Regions from separate parts of the Homo sapiens genome. Here region 1 is linked to region 2. The links are chromatin contacts, found by Hi-C or POLR2A ChIA-PET in ENCODE. All regions are on one chromosome and are shown on one strand. The core of a region is the stretch at or near the end of the contact, and the rest is flanking DNA. Distances in the headings are between cores, read along the strand shown.

Region 1 (3,514 bases), core at 615-3,114, 430 kb before region 2:
TATTTGCCCATGAACTTGAAGATATGGCTATGAAGCATCAAATGAAGTGAAGATTGGCAAATTATCTACCTATTTGAATAGGAATATCAACTATATAATTCAAACCCTCTATTTTCCTAGTTTTAGTCATTTTACTGAATCATTTGATTTAGCTGGCCACTTAGATCAAGTAATTAAATAAATGCTTAAACTATTAAGAACCTACTTGTGGACATCAAAACTTAAAACCATTCCCTGTTTCAAAAAATACTTGCTGCTGCTTACGTTACTTCTACTTGTATCCTAGGTATAGTCATGGCATCCATCACGTGGGCAATGTCAGCAACTGACTAAGTAGTAGAATACATTCAATGCAATGCCAGCAACTACTAAGTAACTGGGATACATTCATTTATCCAGGTTTAATGTGATGCTTCTGTAAATGTCCCAGAGGATAAAAATTTTTTGAAAAAAGGATTCTTTGTTGCTTCTGAGATATGAGGAAGTGCTCAAATCTTCCTCTTTCAAAATGTCAGAGAGTCCTTATTCCAGACTTGCACGCCTAAATTTTTACCAATGGTGGAAGTTGGTATGATTCTCCTGTGCAACTCAGAATATAGGATTCATATCACAGACCCTCTGGGACCCTGGCTTGTGCAAGCTCCACATAAGCCCTGGATATTCAATAGTATTTTCCTTAGGGAAGGAGAGTGTTATGAAATTGAAAGCACATGAAGCTATTTGGCATCTCCTATTTTTAAAAAATTTAGTATAATTTTAAATAATTTAAATGCAAAATAGAATTTCTAATTTCATTACCTATGCCAAAATTTCTGTGACATTTCATGACACTGTCACTCTAGCATTCTTTCTGTCTCAGTGAAATTGGTGTTTGAGGATTCTTTGCATATTCCTAGCTGAGTTTACTGTCAACCAGAGTCTAATTTGCATATTTCTCTTACAAACTCAAAATAAGTTTTGATCATATTTGAATCATGTAAGCCATTTTCCCCCTTTGAATCATTTTACTTTACAGAAAGTTTCTTGTCTTAAAACAGTTACAGTAATAAATAATAAACATCACAGTAAAATTAACACCTTCATTTTTTCTATTTTTGTCATTGCAGTATTTAACCTTTAGTTTGATTAATTAAAATTCTATCTCTTAGAAGAACATAAGCATAATCAAGAGAAAACCTACAAAATCAGGATTATGTATGTGCAGCTCCTGGCACAATGCTTACCCTTAAGTAAATGTTCAACAGCTAGTAATAATAGTAACACAACTTAAGCAGACTTCTAATTCGTTTACTCCTCAAAGACTATTGAAGAGTAGGTCCTGAGTTTGTCATCCAGTTTGTGGATATGATCCACTTTCTGGCACAGATACAAAGTAAACCACAGTTCTTGGGTCAAGAAGCTTAGTGTATAGTGAGAGAGACAGAAGGTTTGTGCAAAGTGCTATTTGTGCACTTTGTGTGTTGGGTAATAGAGGAAATGACTAACTATGGGATGTTGAAGCCAGAAAATAGTTCACAAAGCAAGGGACTTTTGAGCTTTAGAGATTCTGTGGGAGTTTTTCCAATAAATATAATTACTTAGTAGAGAGGGCTTTTGGGGGAATTAAAGATAACTGAATTATTGCTCTTTTGCCAGCAACATTGGGCACAAGATTTTCTGATATCCCAGGAATGAGACCCACCTCCTCCCTATCACCCCATCTTCAGCTGAAGGCAATAACAGCCACCCCATGACCTCCAAACTCAGTGCTCTGTGGCTTCTGAAATGAATTTCATCATGCTTCCAATACCAGTCCAATACCAGCTCCCTTGTATCACCCTCAGAAATCCAAGCTTCCCAGTTCACCTAATTTCACAGGTATTTATCACCACCCTGCTTTCAGCGTCACCAATCTGATCACATCTCCCACATTCTTGGTCATCCAAGTCCTTCCACCAAAGCTTGTTTCCAGTTATCAGAAAATTCCTCTACTTCCTTAATCTTTTTATTGAACATTTCCTTCAGATTCTTGTTGAAATTAACCTGACTCCAGCAAACCCTGCTTTCCCTAGAGCCCTTCAAGTGGAAAATGTCTTTATTTTTTCTTCTTTTTCCCCCCTGAGATGGAGTTTCACTCTGTTGCCCAGGCTGGAATGCAGTGGAGCCATCTCAGCTCACTGCAACCTCCGCCTCCTGGGTTAAAGCGATTCTCCTGCCTCAGCCTCCCGAGTAGCTGGGAATTACAGGTGCATGTCACCATGCCTGGCTAATTTTTTGTATTTTTAGTAGAGACGGGGTTTCACCATGTTGGCCAGGCTGGTCTCGAACTCCTGACCTCGTGATCCACCCACCTCGGCCTCCCAAAGTGCTGGGATTACAGGCGTGAGCCACCACACCCAGCCTATTATTTTCCTCTTATATGCTACATACTACATACGCTTAGAGCTTGAGGTAGCGTCCTCTCTGCTCCCTGTTGCTACTTCCAAACTGTCACTCCTATTTCACACTTCAAAACTCTGTCTTTTGAAACACACGTTATCATTCTTTGCCACTATGGATTCCCTTCTTGTTAAGCAACGTAGGGACCTCTGAGTCACTGCTCTTCACTCATTTATATATTTTCTGTCATCATGGCTATCTACTTCAAAATCCAATTAGATGACCCAACACCTTGACCTCAATCCCTTTGTTTCCTTACCTCTAATAATCTTGTCCTCTATCACTCTTCCGTGACCCACTCATGTGTCATATCTAGACATTGTCATCACCCTGTACCATCTTTGAATTTCTCTTTTAAACATCTCATTCTGTCATTTCCTATTCTTCTAGCCTACTTACTCTAGTACTCTACTCATGCAATTCACCAGTTCATTACTAGCACTAATTCATTAACCCCATAACTTTCCTTTATTCATCTTACCTCGTGTCCTCACGTCACTTGTACAGCTTGTTTTTCATGTTTCCATCATATAACTACTTTTTTTTTGAGAGAGAGAGAGAGAGACTGAGTCACATTCTATCACCCAGGCTGGAATGCAGAGGCATAAGCATAGCTCACTGTAACCTCACCTTTCTGGACTCAAGCATTCCTCCCCCCTCAGCCTCCTGAATATTTTAGACTACAGGTGCTCACCACCACACCCAGCTAATTTTCTTATTTTTCTGGAGATGGGGGTCTCACTGTGTTGCCTAGGCAGGTCTTCAACTCCTGGGCTGAAGCAATACTCCTGCCTAGGCCTCCCAAAGTGTTGGGATTACAATTATGAGCCATTGTGCCCAGCTTTACTTTCTAACAAATGTCCTTAATGCCCCTTTTTCTTTCTCCCTCAATTATTCTTCCCTGGCAAAACCTAAACACTGGTCAAATCCAACTAACTGTTAATATGTTCCTACATTCAAGTGGTTGAACACTACTGGAGAATGTTACATAATTACGCTTATTGGAATCAGCGTGAACAACATCTTGCTGAAGACAATGGCTAATTCTATGCTTTCATCTGTCACTTCCTGCTCGTTAAAAGATTTTTTTTCTCTA
Region 2 (3,726 bases), core at 729-3,228:
AACTGTTGTTGTAGCGGACATAGTAGGCTCGAAAGATGAAGAGACACTGTCTGATTGCATTTCCCACAAGGTACTTTCCTGTTGGGATTCCATTTTTATGTCCTGGCCCTCAAAATTAGATTCTTTGCTTAAAACAGTTCCACTAGAGGAGCTTGCCACTACAACGTCTTCAACAGGGGATGTGATGGTAACAGAATACACTTCAGAAGAGTGAAAACTTGTGGTGTGATTTGCATCTGTTTGGGTTTTGCTTTCTTCACTAGAGAAAAAAGATTGGGAAGGGACATTTTCATAAGGGCTAGTGATTTGTGGATCATAGATTTCATCATTCTCAGCTAGGTCAGACACGGGAACATCCATGGAAAATCTATCTGTTTGAGTAGTAATGGATGAGTCTTGAGAGGGGCAGTCCTTTGGTAAGTTCTCAAATGTTTCATCAGTTTTTGTGACCTCTGTTTTTTGAATAGAAGATGTGGCAGATATGTCTTCATCTAATTCTTTTCCTTCAGATACCAAACAATGAGGCAAAGAGGATGAAGATGAAAAGCTTTCACTGGGGCAATCTGCTTGTGGAGATTCTGCTCTAGAAACATCAAGCTCTTCTCCCTCTGTGTCTTTTTCATGAGTGCCTTGGAGAGCTAATGATTCTTTATAGATGACTGGCTGTTCATCAACATCATCACCAGTCGGACTCTGTAGACCTGAAGAGACAGGAGCAGCTGAGCTGCTAGGACTCATGGCCTCACATCCATGGCCATCACAGATTTTTGGCTGATCAGTGTCTCTGTTTAGCTTATCATAAGACCTGTCTTCAGCCTCAGTGGAAACAGCATGACGGTCTTCAGCTAAATGGGATTCAGAATCTTTTTCTTCTTCTGATTTGCCTGGCTCTTCCTGAGTATCTTCATTCATCTTGAAAGTATATTGTTTGGAAACGACAGGCTGGAATTGTACTTCTTCTGGACTGGAATTGGAGTCCATGCTTGATGGAAGTGGAGAAGGAGGTTGTACTCGAATCACTGGTTCTGGTAAAAGGCCTGAGTCAGCACCTTTTTTAAGCTGTGCCAACTCAGGTTCACTTTCTGAGGAGGAAGACACCTTCCTGCTCTCCGAAGTTACTAACACAGGGACACCACTTTCATCCTCCCCACTGCCTGTATGTTTTGGTTCATCCACATCTACTGAACAGTCAGCATCTGGGTCAGAAGATGAAGAAGATTCTTCTTGTTTGGGTTCTTTTTTGTAGTCCCTTTTCTGCTTTGCTTCTTGTTCAAGTTCATCAAACATTTTGATTTTGGTTACCATTTTAAACATCTCCTCTTCAGGTGTGAACCTCTTTTTCTCCCCGTTTTCTGAATCATCCTCCTCTGCACATTCATGAATCACAGCTGGTTTTGGTGTACTTACATCTGTGGTTTTGGGTGTAACCTCATAGCTGACTTCTTCAGAGCTGGGGGTGTCAGGAGAAAGGGGGCTCTTCCCTGAGCTCTCCATGAGCGATGTCTGCTCAAGACTGTCATCCTCAGCACTGCCATCAGGGTCTCGGAGTAGCCGGGACCGCACAGAGGCCACTTCCGTCAAGAGTTCTGTTTTGGCAACAGCTGCAGGAAGAGGAAAGTGACTTGGAAAAATTCCAGCCTTCATCTTTGGTTCAACAGGGCTGCTTTCCAGAGAGTCACGGCAAGGGGATTCTTTCAGAGGACTTGGCTCCAGAGAATCAGGGGTTTTGTGTGAAGAGTTATCTTCTAGCACAGGGCTGGCTTCCAGAGAGTCTTTGTGGCTCACTGCTAATGAGTCATCAGCCACAGCGCTGAGGACTTCGCTATCTCGGCTAGGGAGTGCAAGTTCTAACCCTTGGGGACTTCTAATGACTCCCTGAGGTTTTGATTCAGTTCCTGTATCTGTCTTTACAGAAGCCTCAGGCAGCGGCAAGGCCTTTGTCTCGTCTGAGGTGGCTGTGGATTCTTGAACCTCACTATCAGTTTGTGTCTTGTGGGCTGAACTACCAAAGGTACGTTGACCTTCATCACAGGCTGCCTCCTCAGTCAGTCCTGTAGGTGTCTCTTTAGCTAATGCTACACTACAGCTGCCTGTGCAATCATCTTGTCTTTTAGGGCTTGTGTCTTTGGGAGAGCCTAGAGTGGCCTCTTTCTGAAAACTCTCAGTAGAGGTCTCTGAGTCCTCAGTGACTGTGGCACCTCGCTCTTCAGAGCCACCAGTAATGTCTTTGGTCGTGGGATGCTCTTTTTCTGAACGAATTTCTGTGGTGGTTTCTGTCTTGGTGCTTTCCTTTGTTTCCCCAGTTTGCTCCTCACTTTTCTTTGGTGAGAAAGAAAGGCTTTCTGGGCTCGTCTCAGGGGTCTCTGCTAGGCCTTCATGCTTATAGCTTTCTTCTGAACTAATCTGAGGGGTCCCCTCCATCAGGCTGCCACACGGAGAGCCGGCTACCCCCTCATTCTTTAGGCTTTCAGAACTGCCATCTAAAGCACCGCTTTGTAAAGACAGAGCTGGAAGGAACTCATCTTTCATGTAGTCGAGTGGAAATGTTGTGTTGAAAGGACTAGTGAGTACTTGGTCTAAGTGAAGCTGTGCCTTTTCTGTCTCCTCACTCAGGCGGAATTGTTGGTATTTGTCATTGTCTTCCAACTCTTGCTTAATGACCTCAGAGAAGTCAGTGGAGGTTTTCCTATCTGGGCTGATCTGTAGATCCATGTCTCCCTGCTCATCAGCCATCTTTTCTTTGGGCACTTCGCTCTCTCTGTGGCTTTCTTCTTCAGGCACTGACTGAACAGGTTCAGGTATTTTGTGGCTGAGAACTTTCTCCTTTCCTCCAGCTGCATCTTCTTTCTTAACTCCTATGGAGGAAACACGAACTCCTCTTTTGGATTCTGCTGTGCCCGTTACCGGGAGTCTCTGGCCTCGTTTGATTGTCTGATTCTCTGTTTTCTGAGCTTCTCTCTGGGTTAGTATCGGCCCCTTTTCTTTTTCTACCCGAACTTTACCTTTCTCTTGTGGCTGCTTTTGTTTTGCTGATTTGTGCTCAAAGAGTCCAGTTTTATGTTTAGAAGGGTCCTGACCTGACTGGAAAGCCTTCATCAGCTCCCGAACAGACATGGTTTCCTCAATCCTCTCTGTTTTTGAAGTGGGGGATACAGGTGGTTGCTTTTCTGTTTTGCCAGAAGGTGACACAGGCAGGTGCTTCTCAGTTTTCCCAGCTGTTGATACAGGTTGGTGCTTGTCCGTTCTTCCGGAGGGTGAAACAGGCAAGCGTTTTTCTGTTCTCCCAGGCGATACTGGCGGGTGTTTTTCTGTCCTCCCGGAGGGCGATACAGGTGGACGTTTGTCTGTTTTGCCTGAAGGCGAAACAGGTGGGTGTCTTTCTGTTTTTGTAGATGACACAGGAGAGTGCCTTTCAGTTTTTGTCGAGGGTGATACAGGTGAGTGTTTCTCAGTTTTACTCGATGATGACGCAGGTGAATGTCTTTCCGTTTTTGCAGAGGGTGACACAGGTGAGTGTTTCTCAGTTTTACTTGATGGTGATACTGGAGGGTGCCTTTCAGTTTTTGCGGAAGAGGAAAGAGTAGAGTGTCTTTCTGTTTTAGGGGAGGGAGACCCTGGCGCATGTCTCTCTGACTTCAGAGAGGGTGACGCAGCTGGATGTGGCCTGTGGGTGGTCTTTTTTGGCACGTCCTCCTTGCCTTTGACTCTGATGGGCAACTTGCTTCG

What was found. Hi-C counts contacts between places; a loop is a spot of excess contacts on that map. ChIA-PET counts read pairs that join two places held with the same protein, here RNA polymerase II (POLR2A). Pooled maps may share reads with other maps.
Region 1: a loop to region 2 is called in a pooled map, with 4 times the contacts of the local background. The contact joins two enhancer-like sites. A Hi-C loop is called at or near these places in 1 of 37 single-sample maps with no recorded cell type and 2 of 50 pooled maps. POLR2A ChIA-PET finds 5 or more read pairs at or near these places in 2 of 52 experiments (activated CD4-positive, alpha-beta memory T cell and activated naive CD4-positive, alpha-beta T cell).

What each region holds. Positions count from the first base shown.
Region 1 is chr4:113,782,946-113,786,459 of GRCh38, reverse strand. No RefSeq gene overlaps it. Among named protein-coding and RNA genes, the nearest start is that of CAMK2D, 23 kb to the right of the region's middle. Within about 2 kb of position 1,864, at least 2 of the 41 ENCODE cell types and tissues checked have a DNase peak (open chromatin) inside an H3K27ac peak, as active enhancers do.
Region 2 is chr4:113,353,968-113,357,693 of GRCh38, reverse strand. It overlaps ANK2 (ankyrin 2), which reads right to left. Exons shown (of 46, transcript NM_001148.6): 38 at 1-3,726. Among named protein-coding and RNA genes, the nearest start is that of MIR8082, 200 kb to the right of the region's middle. RefSeq lists enhancers at 1,524-1,743, 1,091-2,290, 2,720-3,726. Within about 2 kb of position 1,978, at least 12 of the 41 ENCODE cell types and tissues checked have a DNase peak (open chromatin) inside an H3K27ac peak, as active enhancers do.